Regions from separate parts of the Homo sapiens genome. Here region 1 is linked to region 2. A link is an interaction called in ENCODE POLR2A ChIA-PET data of the cell type or tissue named here. Cell type or tissue: Caco-2. All regions are shown on one strand. Each heading gives the region's core, and the rest is flanking DNA. Links, peaks and the distances in the headings are about the cores only. Region 1 holds the start of LOC107985811 (a long non-coding RNA gene). Region 2 holds the start of LOC112268416 (a long non-coding RNA gene).

Evidence for each region. ChIA-PET counts read pairs that join two places held together with the same protein. Peaks named below come from ENCODE experiments on the same cell type or tissue, not always from the same donor. Only the 100,000 strongest peaks of a DNase experiment are listed, where the experiment ranks them.
Region 1: POLR2A ChIA-PET joins it to region 2 with 18 read pairs; 3 of 35 experiments call an interaction of 5 or more read pairs at or near these places.

Annotation. Positions count from the first base shown.
Region 1 is chr2:55,754,459-55,763,319 of GRCh38, forward strand. It overlaps LOC107985811 (a long non-coding RNA gene), which reads left to right and starts at 4,743. Exons shown (of 3, transcript XR_001739192.2): 1 at 4,743-4,881. In Caco-2, for the core only: no CTCF peak of the experiment used is centred there; no DNase peak of the experiment used is centred there.
Region 2 is chr2:55,819,490-55,828,350 of GRCh38, forward strand. It overlaps LOC112268416 (a long non-coding RNA gene), which reads left to right and starts at 4,669. Exons shown (of 4, transcript XR_002959388.2): 1 at 4,669-4,764; 2 at 4,972-5,103. In Caco-2, for the core only: no CTCF peak of the experiment used is centred there; no DNase peak of the experiment used is centred there.

The DNA.
Region 1 (8,861 bases), core at 291-8,290, 65 kb before region 2:
TCTAGGTTTTTATAAAATTTCATCCAAATTTTAAAATTTATTGACAAAATCTGTCAATAATTTGCTCTTATTATTTGTTTAATGTGTGTAGCATCAATAGTGGTTCCCTTTTTTACCTCTGATATTTGTTATTCATTCCTTCTTTATTTTTTCCTGATCAGTTTCACCAAAGGTTTGTCAATTTTGTTAGTTTTTCTCAAAGAAAGACCTTTTGACTTTATTGGCTTTTTTCCATTTTTTTTATTTAATATCTATCTACTCTCTCATTATTTATTTCCTTCTACTTTCTTCAATTTTCTTTTTCTTTTTCTAATTTCTAGAGACAAATGCTTAGCTTACTAATTTTTAGTCCTTATAATTTCCTGACATATTCAGTTTAAGTTATATGTTTCCCTCTAAGTATTGTTTTAGTTGTATCTTAAAGTTCTGGTATTCAAGTTTGTACATTATCATTCAATTTAAATTATTTTCTAATTTCTCTCATTATTTGTTTTCTTTGGCCCCTTTCATAATTTCTCAAAAAATGGCAAATTTTGTAGTTATCTTTCCAAAATGTATAGTGGGCATAGAACAACATTCTTTGTATGATTTTAGTCCTTTGAAATTTGTTAAGATTTGCTTTATGGTCCAGTATATGGGCAATTTTTGTAAATATTTCTTGTGTACATTCCACAGTTGGATTCAGTGTTCCGTGTATGTCTGGTACATCTAGTAAGTCAGTTTGTTAATTGTGTTGTTCAAATCATTTGTCCTTATTTTTCTATGTTTGTTTTACATAAATTGGGGAAGAAATGTCATCTTTTTAATGTTAATGTTAAATGTCTTTTTTTGTTGTTTTGAGATGGAGTCTTGCTCTGTCACCCAGGATGGAATGCAGTGTGGTGATCTCAGCTCACTGCAACCTCCGCCTCCCAGGTTCAAGCAATTCTCCTGCCTCAGTCTCCTGAGTAGCTGGGACTACAGACATGCGCCACCATGCCTGGCTAATTTTTGTATTTTTAGTGGAGATGGGGTTTCACCATGTTAGCCAGGCTGGTCTTGAACTTCTGACCTTAAGTGACCCACCTGCCTTGGCCTCCCAAAGTGCTGGGATTATAGGTGTGAGCCACCATGCCCAGCCAATGTTAAATGTCTTAATATTGATAGTAAATGTTCTATCATTTACTGAGAGAGGTATGCTAAATCTCCTAGTATGATTGTGAATTCCTTTATTTATCCTTGTAGATCAGTTTTTGCTTCACATATTTTGAGGCCATGTTAGGTATGTACAAATTTAAAATTTTGTCTTCTTGGTGAATTGAAATTTTATCATTAGGAAGCCTCTTTATTTAGAATACATTTATTTATTTATTTATTTATTTTAAGATGGAGTTTTGCCCTCGTCACCCAGGCTGGAATGCAATGGCGTGATCTCTGCTCACTGTAACCTCTGCCTTTTGGGTTCAAGCAATTCTCCTGCCTTAGCCTCCCAAGTAGCTGGGATTACAGGCACCCACCACTACACCCAGCTAATGTTTTGTATTTTTAGTAGAGAGGGGGTTTTGCCATGTTGACCAGGCTGGTCTTGAACTCTTGACCTCAGGTGATCCACGTGCCTCGGCCTCCCAAAGTGCTGAGATTGCAGGCATGAGCCACAGTGCCAGACACTTTTTTCCCTTAAAGTTGATTTTGTGTGATATTAACATAAGTGCACACAGCTTTTTTATGGTTATTATTTGCATGGTTTATGATTTTTGCATCTTTTAACTTTCAATTTCTCAATGTCCTTTTAAAATCCAGGTTAAAAATCTTTGTTTCTAACACTGGAACATCTAGTCTATTTACATTGAAGGTAACCATTGATATATTTTTATTTAATTATGTTATTTTATTTTATTTATTTCTGTTTGACATACCTGGTCTACATTTTTTTCTTTGTTTGCTTTTTTTCCAGATTGACTGGCAATATTTTTTAAAATTATTAGCTTTGTAGTTATATACTCCAGTTTTATTCTATTAGTAATTACACTATACATTCTAACATGCCTAATTTACTTATCAAAATCTAAAGTTAATAGAAACTTTGCCCTTCTTCCAGATAATACAGGTAATTTATTAATAGTATTTCATTTCCCCTATGGCTGACTTTATTTTTTCCTCCATTTTAACTTTTTGAGTAACTTCAACATCATTACTCCACAGAATCATTGAAATGGATAGGCAATTTATTACTAGGAAGACAAGATAAATTTAACATTGTTAGATACAATTTCCAAACCAGTTTTAACTGGAAATTCAAAATTTACTTATGTGTGTCTTCCATTGAGTTTTGGAGCTGCTAAGGAACATGGAAATCCGTGTATAAGTTCTTATATTTAGACTTCTAGAGATTTTAAATATAAATATGTATTTTAAGAATAGATTTTTTACTTTAGCATAAATTTGGCCCACTTATTCTGTGTAGCACTTGGTGGTTGTTTTTAATCTGAAGGCTACTGTATTTCTTCTATTTTGGAAAAGTTTATGCCATTTCCTCAATGCTATTTATTGGTGCTCCCATTATATATATGTTGGAGATGCCCAATGGATCTTCCATATTTTTTATAATGTGTTTGCACCTCTTTATTCCACCATAATGGGTTCTGGGTAAATTCCTAGTACTCTTTCAATATATCAATTCTGGATTCCATTATCTCAATTATTAAGGTTTTTGAAAACTTAAACTCTAATTTTTAATTTCCAGGATTTCTAACTGTATCAGTTTGTTCTTAACATTGCTATAAAGAAATACCTGAGACTGGGGAATTTATAAAGAAAGAAGGTTTAATTGGCTCACGGTTCTCCAGGCTGTGTAGGAAGCATGGCAGCATCTGCTTCTGGGAGCCCTCAGGGAGCTTTTACTCATGGTGGAAGACAAAGTGGGAGCAGGTGCATCTCACATGGCAGGAACAGGAACATGAGAGAGAGAGGAGGTGGGGGGAGGTGTCACACACTTATAAACAAGCAGATCTCATGAGAACTCACTCACCATCATGAGGACAGTACCAAAGGGGATGGTACTGAATCATTCATGAGAAACTACCCCCGTGATCTAATCAGTTCTCACCAGGCCCCACCTCCAACACTAGGGATTACAATTCACCATGAAATTTGATGTGGATGCAGACTCAAACTAAATCAATAACTTTTTTTTTCTTTTTTTTTTTTTTTTGAAATGGAGTCTTGCTCTGTCGCCCAGGCTGTAGTGCAGTGGCCCGATCTTAGCTCATTGCAACCTCTGCCTCCCGGGTTCGAGCCATTCTTCTGCCTTAGCCTCCTGAGTAGCTGGAACTACAGGCACATGCCACCATGCCTGGCTAATTTTTGTATTTTTAGTAGAGATGGAGTTTCACCATATTGGCCAGGCTGGTCTCAAACTCCTGACCTTGTGATCCACCAGGCTCAGCCTCCCAAAGTGCTGGGATTACAGGCATGAGCCACTGCGCCCGGCCAATAATTTTTTAAAAAGGCAATTTTATTGGAAAAGTTTCAGGTTCACTGCAACATTAAGAGGAAGGTACAGAAATATAGCTTTTTCCAACTTCCTTTCCATTCTCTCTCTCTCTCTCTCTTTTTTTTTTTGGATAGAATCTCGCTCTGTCATGCAGGTTGGAGTGCAGTAGTGTGATTGTGGCTCACTGCAACCTCCTCTTCCTGGGTTCAGGTGATTCTCTTGCCTCAGCCTCCTGAGTAGCTGGGATTACAGGCTTGTGCCACCACACCTGGCTAATTTTTGTATTTTTAGTAGAGACGGGGTTTCACCATGTTGTCCAGGCTGGTCTGAAACTCCTGACCTCAGGCGATCCGCCCACCTTGGCCTCCTAAAGTGCTGGGATCCACTCTTGTCTCTTATTTCAAGCAGTGTGACTGGATTTGGTCTTCTACCTCACATAGGATGCTTACAGTCTTGATTTCCCTTAAGGATGTAAATTCCTGTCTGCCTTTGCCTACTGCATCCACCAATGTATTGCTTTGTGTTTCTGTTACAATTCTCTTCTGTTAGATCCTAAATTTCATAAGAGCAGGAACTTTATTCTGTTCAGCTCAAAATCCTTTGTATAGAACAATGTCTATCACATTGTTGCTAAATAAAAACTTGTTAAGTAAATGAATGAATGAATATTTGGTTTCTGACCCACAGAAATGTTTGTCTTTTTGTAAGCTTGGCTACAATTTTTTTTCAAATTTCTATTTTATCTTTCATTGCTATAAACTTATTTGGGGTGGGGAGTGGCCCAAAACATGAATTTATGACATTATCTCGATCTGAAGTTGTGGCTGAATATATATATTAATACAGTTAGCTTTTTGCCTAATAGGAATGGATCACATGTGCTGCATTATCAGTCTTTGTTATATCTCACACAATCTTCAAATGCTTAAAGTTTTAATAATTTGAGCTTCACAAACTCAAAGTACATCTTGATTTAATTTTTCTCCATACTCTAATGGTGAATAGCATTAGAATTTTCATATGATATTTAACTTGATGGAAGCCTTTCAAAAATAGTCATCAAACATAGCTTGTCTAATTAGCCTTTTTCTGTATGATTGTAATTGTGAAAGGGCAGAAAGTACTGCAGGATATATTATGCCCAGAGAATTAATTAGAAGCATACCCCAAAGAAGATTTGGCATATGTGTTAGTTTTCTCTTGCTGCCATAACAAATTGCCACCAATTTAACAGCTTAAAACAATATCCATTTGTTTTCTCACAGATCTGTAGAACAGAAGTCTGGCATGGCATGGCGTGGCATGGATTCTTTGCTCAGAATCTCACAAAGCCAAAATCAAGGTGTTGGTAGGGCTGCATTCCTTTTTGGCGGCTATTGGGAAGAATCTGTATCCAAGCTGTATCCAAGGTATTAATCATGCCTTTTTATTTCTGTATTTTTGATGCTTTGACAACTGGGACTTTACTGGCGCTCCCGTGCCTGTACCTTCTAGGGCTAGCCAATTCCTAGAGATAGTAAATGACTTGCCTTTGAGTGTACCTTTCATATGCAGATTAGCAAACTCAGAGCCCATACCCTAACCACCTCATTTATCAGACTCACACTCAGGACCTCTTTCCACTTGCACAATTATCCCAGGGCCCAGGTACCAGGCACGTGGGGAAAACCTCTATTCTCCAGAACCCAATGTAATTTTTCTAACTAGCCAGTTCTAAACCTTCATACTCTGCCTCACCCATTTCTTCCTATGGAAACCACAATTAGGATTCTTGTGTCCTGACCAACCCTGGTGCTTCCCTGTGTGGTGTGGCGTGCCCCCTCCTTTTGGCAGCTGTAACAAACTGTCTTTTTAATGACAACTGTCTTCTGATCTTTTGGCCCACCATACCTGAATAATAATAGGACTTACATTTTAAAGCACAAACTTATTCAGGTTGTTGTCAGAATTCAGTTCCTATACTCATGCCTCCTACATGGCCCCCTTCACCTTCGAGCCCACAACAGCACATTACATCTTTCTCATACTTTCAATTCCTTTGACTCCCTTTTCTATTGCATCTCTCTGACTTCCTCTCCTGCTTTTAAGGGTAAATGTGATTATTTGGGGTCCCCTTGGATAATCCAGAATAATTTCTCTATTTTAGGGTCAGGCGATTAGAAACCTTCATTAGATCATTAACATCCTTTTACCATGTAATGAACCATAACCATAGAAGTAATCCCAGGGGCAAAGATTAAAATGCATGCCAAAATTCTGCATACCACAACATTTTAGATGTTAAATAAGAAAAGAAAAGCTGGCTTCAAAATTTGGGAAGATATTATTAGAAGTTGTAATTTTTTTTATCTGTTCACATTACTGGCTGCAGGCTTTATTTATTTATTTATTTATTTATTTATTTATTTATTTATTTAAGAGACAGTGTCTCACTGCATTGCCCAGGCGAGTCTCGAACTCCTGGGCACAAGCAATACTCTGAGTAGCTGGGACTACATATGTGTGCCATTGTGGCTGGCTTACTGGCTACAGTCTTTGAGTTTCTGTGTTAAAAATTTCTATATTAAGATGGCTTTAGAATGGTATGATGAAATAATTACTCTTTGAGAAATGGACCAGTTAAGTATGAGTCTAATTTTGCTTCTATTACGCATAAGGGCAAGATATTAAGCTTGCTTGACACTTAGACTGTGTTCTCCTCTATTTGAAATTCCTAATATTTCTCCAAGGGGAAAGGTTAGGTGTTTTTGTGTTCTTTCATGCACAATTACCCCCACAGGACTCCTTAATACTCATTGTATTTTTCCATCATAGTAACTTTATATTGACTTCAACTGCTTATATGCTTATTGGGGAAAAAGTTCTGAGGCATAATTATACATTGATAGTTTAAAAAGTCTGACTTACATTGTCTAGTACTTGAACACAATTAAAAATACCTTATTTGCTGCAATTTATACAGGACCAAATAATGCAAATGTAAAACATCTCAAAGACAAACATTTTCCAAGATCATTTTGTCCCATTACCTGGGTGCCTTTTGAAATGTTTGCAAGTGTGTTCTTCTTGTCCTACAAGTGCTTAGTCCCTCACTTCCTCTAACCCTGTCTTCCTATGCCCTTTTCTCTTCCTTTGTCATTTAAAAATTTTTCTTATGTCTGCTCTTTGCTTTTTCCCTTCTCCATTTTATATTTATTTCTCTGTGTGCATGTCCTAATCTTGCTTTATGGATTTCCTCACTATGTGATTTCATCACTCACTTTGTTTATCCTAGTTTTTCAATTTCCTTGGATTGCTGTTTCCTTTTTCTTTTCATTGTGTTTTTTCCAACAAGCATTGTTGCCTCATATCATTTGCTCCTCAAACACAGTATTTTTTTCCAAAACATATCTATGCAATTTTTTGGCAAATAAACCTGTAGTACCCACTGAAGTCTACTGCTAGAAGAGGTAAGAGTAGTAATATTAGTGATAGTAATTGGCAATGTGAAGTTGAGTTTAGATATAGGGTCTTCCTCACCCTATTCCCAGTTACTCAAATTTTAGCTTTAGTTTTCCATCTTCAGAATTTTACGGATTGGAATAACATAATGAGGACAGATAACCATCCGAAGGTTAAGTGTTTTTCAATTTCTTGCCCAAACAGGAGGGCATGGCAGTCTTATGTGTTGGCTCAGGTTCAGAGGCATGCTTCTCATGTTTTTCATGCCTTTGTAAAAGAAGTTCAGAGTTGCTCCAGCCCTAACATCTCATATGCCAAGAGTTCTGAATTTATCCCTGTAGGGTATGCTGTGGTTAGTACACTATGTGCTTAATGAGTCTCTGTTTGGGGATAAAGCTTGACTCTGAGCTCCTTCAAATCTGAACTGTCATTATTTTCTCAATGTAAGTTACATTGACCGTAGCCTTGCCATTTGCTTGGTATGCTGCTCTGCTGCTGCTTTAACTCATGAAAGATGGGTGAAGTTTTCATTTGGCCATGGTAGTTTCAACAAAACCAGAGTTGGCTTTTGCAAAATCATTTTGCTTTTGAGGCCTGGCCTTTGAAAACCATTAGGATCTTTTGCAAGGCTTTTAAGGAAAATATTTTGTGAGAGTCAAGTCCAGTTTTGTTTTGTTTTTAAACTGCCACTATCAGGGGAAATCTGGGCAGAGGAATCAATTCCCCCTGTTTTCAGAGTTTAAACAATGCTGTACAAGATGCAAATGGGTAGCACTTTGCCTGTTAGGATCTTTCCACTACTTTTTCATCTGCTACAATTATTAAACAAACAAACAAACAAAAACCCAACAGCAAGTGATTCAGGTCTCTTTTTTTTCTTTGTTTCTTGGTTATTCAGGGCTTCTCTTCCCTGATATGACACAAGGAGCCTCCCATAAATGCCTGGCCTCAGAGATCCTCTTGCCTCGGTCCTCAATGAGTTATAGAGTATCATACTGTCTATGCTAGGCTTAAGATCAGGATCGCTAACTTGATGTAGAGTTTATATTCAGATTTCCTTTCTCTCTTTCTTCTTTCTTTCTTTCTTTCTTTCTTTCTTTCTTTCTTTCTTTCTCTCTCTCTCTTTCTTTCTTTTCTTTCTTTCTCTTTCTCTCTCTCTCTCTCTCCCCTTCCTTCCTTCCTTTCTCTGTCTCTCTCTCTGTCTCTGTCTCTCTCTCTCTCTCCCTTTCACCCTTTCTTCCTTTCTTCCTTTCTTCTCACTCTGTCACCCAGGCTGGAGTGCAGTAGCATGATCACAGTTCACTACCGCCTTGACCTCCTGGGTTCAATTGATCCACCTGCCTCACCCCCTGAGTAGCTTGGACTACAGGCATGCAGCACTACGCCTGGCTAATTTTTATATATTTTTTGTAGAATAGGGTTACGCCATGTTGCCCAGGCTGGTCTTAAACTCCTGGGGTCAAGCAACCTGCCTGCCTCAGCCTCCCAAAGTGCAGGGATTACAGGCATAAGCCACCATGCCCAGCCTCCCTTCATACTCTAAAACTTACAATACATTGAGGTACTAAAGATTTACACACACACACACATCTTCCACAGTGTGAAAAGAAAAAAAAATGTAACAGGAAAGATTTAAGCCCAAAATAAAGTAGAATTTATTTTCTTTCTTTTTCTTTAATTCCTTCCTTCTTTCCTTTTTTTAAAGACAGGTCTCTCTCTGTTACCCAGGCTCTAGTGCTATGGCATGGTCACAGCTCACTGACCTCCTGGGCTCAAGGGATCCTGTCATCTCAGCCTCCTGAGTAGCTGGGACTATAGGCACGTGCCACTATGCCTGGCTAGTTTTTAAAATTTTTTTTGTAGAGATGGAGTCGGGGTTGGGGGTGGTCTCACTATATTGCCTAAGCTGGTCTTGAATTCCTGGCCTCAGAGATCCTCTTGCCTTGGT
Region 2 (8,861 bases), core at 360-8,359:
GTGCTGGAGAGGATGTGGAGAAATAGGAACACTTTTACACTGTTGGTGGGACTGTAAACTTGTTCAACCATTGTGGAAGACAGTGTGGCGATTCCTCAGGGATCTAGAACTAGAAATACCATTTGATCCAGCCATCCCATTACTGGGTATATACCCAAAGGATGATAAATCATGCTGCTATAAAGACACATGCACACCTATGTTTATTGCGGCACTATTCACAATAGCAGAGACTTGGAACCAACCCAAATGTCCAACAATGATAGACTGGATTAAGAAAATGTGGCACATACACACCGTGGAATACTATGCAGCCATAAAAAAGGATGAGTTCATGTCCTTTGTAGGGACGTGGATGAAGCTGGAAACCATCATTCTCAGCAAACTATCTCAAGGACAAAAAACCAAACACCGCATGTTCTCACTCATCGGTGGGAATCGAACAATGAGAACACATGGACACAGGAAGGGGAACATCACACACCGGGGCCTGTTGTGGGGTGGGGGAAGGGGGAGGGATAGCATTAGGAGATATACGTGATGCTAAATGACAAGTTAATGGGTGCAGCACACCAACATGGCACATGTATACATATGTAACAAACCTGCAAGTTGTGCACATGTACCCTAAAACTTAAAGTATAATGATAATATAATTAAAAAAAAATTATAATGATTTAGTGAAATTTACTTCAGTATATCTCTCACCATAAAAAGGTGATCAAAATAGCACAGAGTACACTCTTGCCACTTCTAGTCACCATAGTACTGGAAGTTCAAACCAGAACAATTAGACAAGAAAAAAATAAAAAGCATCCAAATTGGAAAGGAAAAAGTAAAATCATCTCTATCTGTAGACAATTCTAAGGACTTAGAAAACTATTTGAACTATAAAAGAATTCTGTAAAGTTGCAAGTTACAAAGTCAACATACAAAACTCAGTTCTATTTCTATACACAAACCACGAATTGCATACAAAATTAACTGAAAAATCAATTCTATTCACAGTAGCAGCAAAAGAATGAAATACACAGGAATAAACTAAAAAAAGAAGTGAAACACTTTTAGACTGAAAATTATAAAACTAATGAAGGAAGTGAAATAAAACACAGATAAATGAAAAGACATCCTGTGTTTATGGATTGGAATAACTAATATTATTAAAATGTGCATACTATCTAAAGTGATCTATAGAGTCAATGCAATCCCAATTAAAATCTTCACAGAAATAGAAAAAAATCTTAAAACTTATATGGAACTACAAAAACCCTGAAAAACAATAGGAATCTTGAACAAAAAGAACAAAGCTGAAGGCATCACACTTCCTGATTTCAAAATATATTATAAACTGATAGTAATCCAAACAGCATAGTACTGGCATAAAAACAGACATAGACCAGTGAAATAGAATGGAGGGACCAGAACTAAATCTACACATTATAGTCAACTGATCTTCAATAATGGTGCCGAGAACACACAATAGGGAAAGGATCACATCTTTAATAAACAGTGTTGGGAAAATTGGATATCCACAGGTAGAAGAATGAAATTGGACCCTTATCTCATATCATATACAAAATGAACTGAAAATGGATTAGTGAGTTAAGTGTAAGACCTGAAACCACAGAACTACTGCAAGGAAACATAGTGAAAAAGCTTCTTGACATTGGTCTGGGCAATGATTTTTTGGATATTACACCAAAAGCACAAGCAACAGAAGTAAAAATAGACAAGTAGGATTGCATCAAACTAAAAGTTTCTTCACAGCAAAGAAAAAAACCAATAGAGTGAAAAGACAATCTAGAGCATAGGAGAAAATATTTGCAAACTATATATCTGATAACTGGTTAATTTCCAAAATATATAAAGAATAACTCTTACAAATCAATAGCAAGAAAACAAACATCCTGATTTAAAAAATGGGAAGGACTTGAACAGATGTTTCTCAAAGAGAAGACAATAAAATGGCCAATGGCTATGTAAAAAGATGCTCAACATCACTAGTCATCAGGGAAATGCAAATCAAAACCATATGGTAACACCCCACACCTGTTAGAGGGGCTACTATCAAAAAGACAAAGTATAACAAGTGTTGGCAAGGACGTGGAGAAAAGGGAGCCCTTGTACACCATTGGTGAGAATGTAAATTGGCATAGCCATTATGAAAAATAGTATGGAGGGTCCTTAAAAAAATTAAAGATAGAATTACCATATGATCCAGCCATTTCACTTCTGGGTATAAATCCAAAGGAACTGAAATCAGTATCTTGAAGAGATATTTGCACTCCCATATTCTTTGCAGCATTATTCGCAATAGCAGAGAAATGGAAACAACTTAAATGTCGCTGAGAGATGAATGGATAAATAAAATGTGGTCTATATTATATACAATGGAATATTCTTGAGCCTTAGAAAAGAAGAAAAGCTGCCATTTACAATAATATGGAGTAACCTGGAGGACATTATGCTAAGTGAAATAATCTGGACACAGAAAGGCAAATACTGCATGGTTTCATTTATATCTGATATCTAAAATAGTCAAACTCACAGAAGCAGAGTAGAATGGTGGTTGCCAGGGGATCGGGGGAGGGAGAAATGGAGAGATGTTGATTGAAGGTTATAAAGTTTTAGTTTTGCAAGATGAATAAGTACTGGAGATCTAATGCACAGCAATGTGACTATAGTTAAAAATACTGTATTATACACCTGAACTTCCAAGACAGTAGATGTTTTTCAGCCCCTCACTCCCAACACACACACCAAAGTAACTATATGAGGGAATGGATATGTTAATTAGCTTGATTATGGTGATTGTTTCATAATGTATATAAAAATATCAAGTTGTATACTTCAGCTATATACAATTTTAAGGCAATAAAAAATGCAGAGTAAAATTGACAACACTCAAACAGTGTGGTAAAATTATTTGGGACCTATTTTTGAATTTTTAGGTATATTTTATCAGCATCTAATATGAGGTCCTGTTCATCACAAGTACTTTGCTAATTGGCATGCCTAGTTTACTTCTTTTTCTTTAAGTCAAGTTTTCATTTTATCTTATTTGGAAAACTAGTAAAAAATTAACTAGTCGGGACCCATAGCCAACCTGGAAAGGAAGAGCTAAAAACTGGCTGATCTTTAACATTTAATCAATAAGTAACTCTCTTATTTCTGCTTGTACATAATGTAGATATTTGTTTGGGACTGCTATTTACTAGTTAGTCACATTATAGTCATCTAATAAATTCCATTGAATTAAATTAAATTATTTTGAAAGTGAACTTAAAAATTTTGACAGTGATTCATAATTTGGAGGATTCTGATCAGCTTAAAAGTACAAGATAAGTATTTGACAAAGAAGTCATTTCCTATTTTGTCCGTTAAAAAAATTCATATTCCATTTCAAAGGGCTCACCTAGAGTGATAGTTAATTTCCCATTGATAAAATAAGTGGTCACTATCAAAATCTTTCATTTACTCTTAACAGAAAGTAAACCCATTTCCAATCTGCATGAGTTGTTCTGAAACTAAGCATGATTTCCACTAATAAATTATGAGAAATACAACAAGTTATGAATGATGACCAAAAGATACAGATGCTAAATGTTTAGTTAAAAAAAAGCAATCTTGTAAAGAAAAAAATCCAAGTTCTTGAAAAATGTTAAAATAAGTGCAGAGCTTTAGTTCTTAAGCTGGGAGCAGTCATATTAATTAGTTATAAAAATTAGCAATTGAAATAAAATGCAGCACATCAATAGAAAAGGCCGCTTGAGAATTGTGAGTCGAAATTATTCTACTGTTTTAGGTCAGAAATTTTATGACATACTATAAAATAAGGAAATTTCCAAATTCTGTATGTAGAATGAAACTTTTTTGAAGTTCTGGGAAACTGATTTGCAAATCACTTTCATGTATGTTGTTTACTTGTGTATGTTAAGCCTAAACCTAGGCAGTGCAGCCTAGTAGTGAAGAGGAAGCTACTGGAGCCTGACTGATTAGATCCAAATGCTTGCATTCTCATTTATCAGCTACAGGACCTCCAAGACCTTGGGAAATTACTTAACCTCTTCAAGCTTTGGCTTCGTCATTTCTAAAATGGGGATAACAGTCCTACTTCACAGGATTTTAGTCAGGATTAGATGTCATAATGCATCTAAAAATTTCTACTTATTATTATTACTGCTAGCTATAGGAGAGAATGCTCTGGCTTAATCCAAATAACTTTCTATTCATTTTAACATATAGTTGGTGTCTTGAGAATGTTCTTTCCTGCCTAAATTATTTAATCTTTATGTCCATGTTCTTCCTAAAGGCCTCTGAGTCAGCTGTGGGCTGTGTGTGTGTTTGGTGTGATTAAGATTAGAAAATGGAAAATATATTGTGGATCCCTCTACTTAAGATGGCTGACTAGGCCAGGGGCGGTGGCTCGTGCCAATCCCAGCAGCACTTTAGGAGGACCGACGGGACAAGTGCTTGATCCCAGGAGTTCGAGAGTAGCCTGGGCAACAAAAGGAAACGCCATCTCTACAAGAAATTAAAAAAAAAAAAGCCAGGCCTGGTGTTGCGTGCCTGCCGTCCTAGCTACTCCCGAGGCTGAGGCGGGAGGATCACTTGAGCTCGGGAGGTTGAGGCTGCAGTAACTCGAGATCTCGCCACTGCACTCCAGCTTCTGCGACAGAGCGAGACCGTGTCAAAAAAAAAAAAAAAAAAAAAGGCTGACTAGAAACAGCTAGTGTGCGCCACTCTCACAAACAGAAGAAAGTGGTAAGTAGACACTACCTCTTTTTTTTTTGTTGTTTGTTTTTGAGACGGAGTCTCGCTCTGTCGCCTAGACTGGAGTGCAGTGGCGCAATCTCGGCTCACTGCAAGCTCCGCCTCCCGGGTTCACGCCACTCTCCTGCCTCGGCCTCCGGAGTAGCTGGGACTACAGGCGCCCGCCACCACGCCTGGCTAATTTAGCTCTTTAACTAGATCATCCAGGTGGACACTCTGGGATTCAGCGAGGAAACAACACAACCCACGGAGAACAAAGACGAGTAAGACAGGAGAGCCTCCCACCAGGAGTGGTACGGAGCCAGGAGAGGCCCCCAACATGGGGAAATGGTGAGTGAGTCAGAGTGCCTGGGGACCCACACTTCTGCCAGGGGACTTTTGCAACACTGGGCTCAGGAGAACACCCATGACCTCTCCCAACCGGGGCCTGCAGACTGACAGGGAGAGCTAGGTGGAGTCTGGGTGGAGCCGCCACTCAGGCACATGCAGAGTGCTGGTGGCCTTGGATCCCAGGGCAACCCAACACCAGCGGCTGCAGTTCCGGCAACAGGGAAGGTCAGGCTCCTTCCCACACCACCAAGATAGAGACCACACCCACGGGGCTGTGCAGTGGACAAACTGCAGGGCTCACCTGCACTGCACCTCCTCAGACAAGGTCCACTGGCCTGGGACCTTAGCGTAGCCACCCAGCGCCAGCTGATCTCTCAGGCCACTAGCTGCTCTGCGCTTCCCTGGGACGGAGCTCCCAGAGGTAGCAGGCAGGCCGCCATTTTCGCTGCTCCACAGCAGTCCCTCCTGTTGCCCTCAGGCTCTGGAGGGAGCACCGTGATTACGCACTCACAGGGACCCCCAGTACAGCACAGCTGCCTTACAGTAAAGCGGCCAGATTGTTTTCCACATGGGTCCCCAGCCCAGCGCCTTCTCACTGGGCAGGGCCTCTTGACCTGGAATCCCAGCCACCCCTTGCTTGGACCATTGGGCTGGTAACAGTTCTGCACTTCCCTGAGATGGAGCTCCCAGAAGTAGCAGGTGGGTCGCCATTTTCGCTACTCCACAGCCCTTGCTCCTGTTGCCCTCAGGCTGAGGAGTGCAGTGATTAGGGACTCACGCGGGGCTCCAGCACAGTGCAGCTGCCTTACGGAAAAGGAGCCAGACAGTTTTCCATGCGGGTCCCTGCCCCTGCTACTCCTCACTGCGCAGGATCTCTTGACTTGGGACCCCAGCACAGCCACCCTGCCCCTGCTTGAACACTTCCGTTGGTGGCAGCTCTGCGTTTCTCTGGGGAGGAAATCCCAGACATGATCCACAGTCCCTCGGTCACTGAAGCTGCAGTGGTATTGCCCTTATTGCCCTCAGGCTGGGGAAGAAACAAAGGACCTGGTTGCCTCGCTGGAACCTCCAGCATGCTGCAGCCACCATACAGAGAGGAGCCCAGTCTCTCTTCTCTGTGAGCCCCTATCTCCCACCCTTCACCAGGCAGGGCCCCCCAGCTCGGGACCACAGAGCAGCTACCTCACCCCCAGCTGAGCATTTCCACTGGTAGTGGCTCTGTGTTTCCCTGGGGTGGAGCTCCCTGAGGCAACCGACAGCCCCGACAGCCCCATTGCCACTGCAGTGGTTCTGCCCTTGCTGCCCTAGGACTGAGGAAGGAACAAAGGGCCTGAGGGATTTACTTGTGGCACCAGCATGTCAAAGTCACCATATGGAGGGGATCCCAGTCTGCGCTCCCTGTGAACCCCCAACTGCCTGCTCTTCACCAGTTGCCCCCTACCTTGGGCCAGCTGCACAGACACCCCACCCCCTGACTGAACATTCCCATTGGCAGCAGCTCTGCATTTCTCTGAAGTGGAGCTCCCAGAGGCAACTGAAAGCCCCTCTGCCACTGCCACTGCAGTGGTACTGCCACTGCAGTGGTACTGCTCCTGCTGCCCTTGGACTGAGGAAGGAACAAAGACTCTAACTGCTTTACCTACACCTCCAGCAAGCTACAGCTGCCCTAAGGAGAAGCCAGTCCACCTCCCTTATGAGCCGCCTGCACCCTCCTGCTCATCACCAGGGAGGGCCTCCAGGCTTGGGCCCACAACATGGCTGCCCCACCCCGGACTGATTGCACCAATTGGTAGTGGCTCTGCATTTCTTTGGGATGGAACCCCAAGACACAAGTGAAAGGCCCTCTGCCACACCACTGCCAAGGTCCCTTCCCCCGCTGCCTCCAAGCTGGGGAGGGAACGTAAAACCTGAGCTGGCTCGAGGGCTGCAGTGTGCAGCCCAGGAGTGCCAAGCCAAGATCTGCAGCCAGCACTTGAGGGGAAGAGGAGCCCGCACTCTAAGAGCACTGAGAGAAAGCACAGCTGCAAACATGAGGAGATGCAGAAGAGCCATGTGACTGAGCAAGAGCCTACCTACTGGCCATTACGTTAACCGCCATCTACCCGATCGCAGTCTAAAGTTCAACACCAAAAATACTTTGCTAATACAACCCCTCATGAAACCAAGGACAAGAATTCAGCTAAAAATAAAGACCCTGCACAAAACTTTGGCATGCTGAAAACATTCAGAAATGAAGTCAGCTGATTATATTTTCAAATTACACTACAGTTAAGGAACATCAGCTCACACAGATGAGAAAGAATCAGTGCAAGAACTCTGGAAACTCAAGCCTAGAGTGTCTTTTTTCCTTCAAATGACTGCACTGGTTCCCTAGCAAGGGTTCTTAACCAGGTTGAAATGGCTAGAATGACGGACATAGAATTCAGAATATGGATAGGAATGAAGATCATTGAAATTCAGGGGAAAGTCAAAACTCAATCCAAGGAATGTAAGGATTACAATAAAATGATACAGGAGCTGAAAGACAAAATGGCCATTATAAGAAAGAACTGATCTGATAGAGGTGAGAAACACACTACAAGAATTTCATAATGCAATCACAAGTATTTATAGCAGAATAGACCAAGCTGAGGAAAGAATCTCAGCACTCAGACTGGGTCTTCAATTTAACTCAGTCAGACAGAAATAAAGAAAAAAGAGTAAAAAAAAATGAACAAAACCTCCAAGAAATATGAGATTATGTGAAGAGACCCAACCTGTAATCACCCAACAGTTTCACCTTGTCTGCTGCCTAAACAGCTGATTTATCAAGACAAGGGAATTGCAATAAAGAGTCATTCATGCAGAGCCGGCTGTGCGGGAGACCAGAGCTTTATTATTACTCAAATCAGTCTCCCTGAGAATTTGGGGATTGGAGTTTTTAAGGATAATTTGGTGGGTGGGGGTGGGGCCAGTGAATCAGGAGTTCTGATTGGTCAGGTTGGAGATGAAATCATAGGGAGGTAAAGCTGTCCTCTAGTGCTGAGTCAGTTCCTGAGTCAGACCAGATGGTCCAGTTTATTGATCTAGGTGGAGCCAGCTGATCCATCTAGTACAGGGTCTGCAAAATATCTCAAGCACTGATCTTAGGTTTTATAATAGTGGTGTTATCCCCAGGAGCAATTTGGGGAGGTTTAGAATCTTGCAGCCTCCAGCTGCATGACTCCTAAACCATAATTTCTAATCATGTGGCTTATTTGTTAGTCCTACAAAGACAGTCTATTCCCCAGGTAGGAAGGGGGTTTGTTTGGGGAAAGAGCTTTATCATCTTTGTTTCAAAGCTGAACTATAAACTAAGTTCCTCTCAAAGTTAGTTTGGCCTATGCCTAGAAATGAACAAGGACAGCTTGGAGGTTAGAGGCAAGATGGATTCGGTTAGGTCAAATCTCTTTCACTGTCTCAGTTATAATTTTGCAATGACCATTTCAAACTTATGACTCATTGGTGTCCCTGAAAGAGAGGGAGAAAAAATATGCAACTCTGAAAACATATTTGAGGATATTATTTACAAACATTTTTTCAACCTTGTTAGACCAACATTTAAATTCAGGAGATGCAGAGAACCCCTGTGAGATATTATACAAGATGATCATTCCCAAGACATATAATCAGATTCTCTAAGGTTGACATGAAAGAAAAAATATTAAAAGCAGCTAGAAAGACAGGGCATGTCACCTATTAATACAAAGGGAAACCCATTAAGATAACAGTAGAATTTT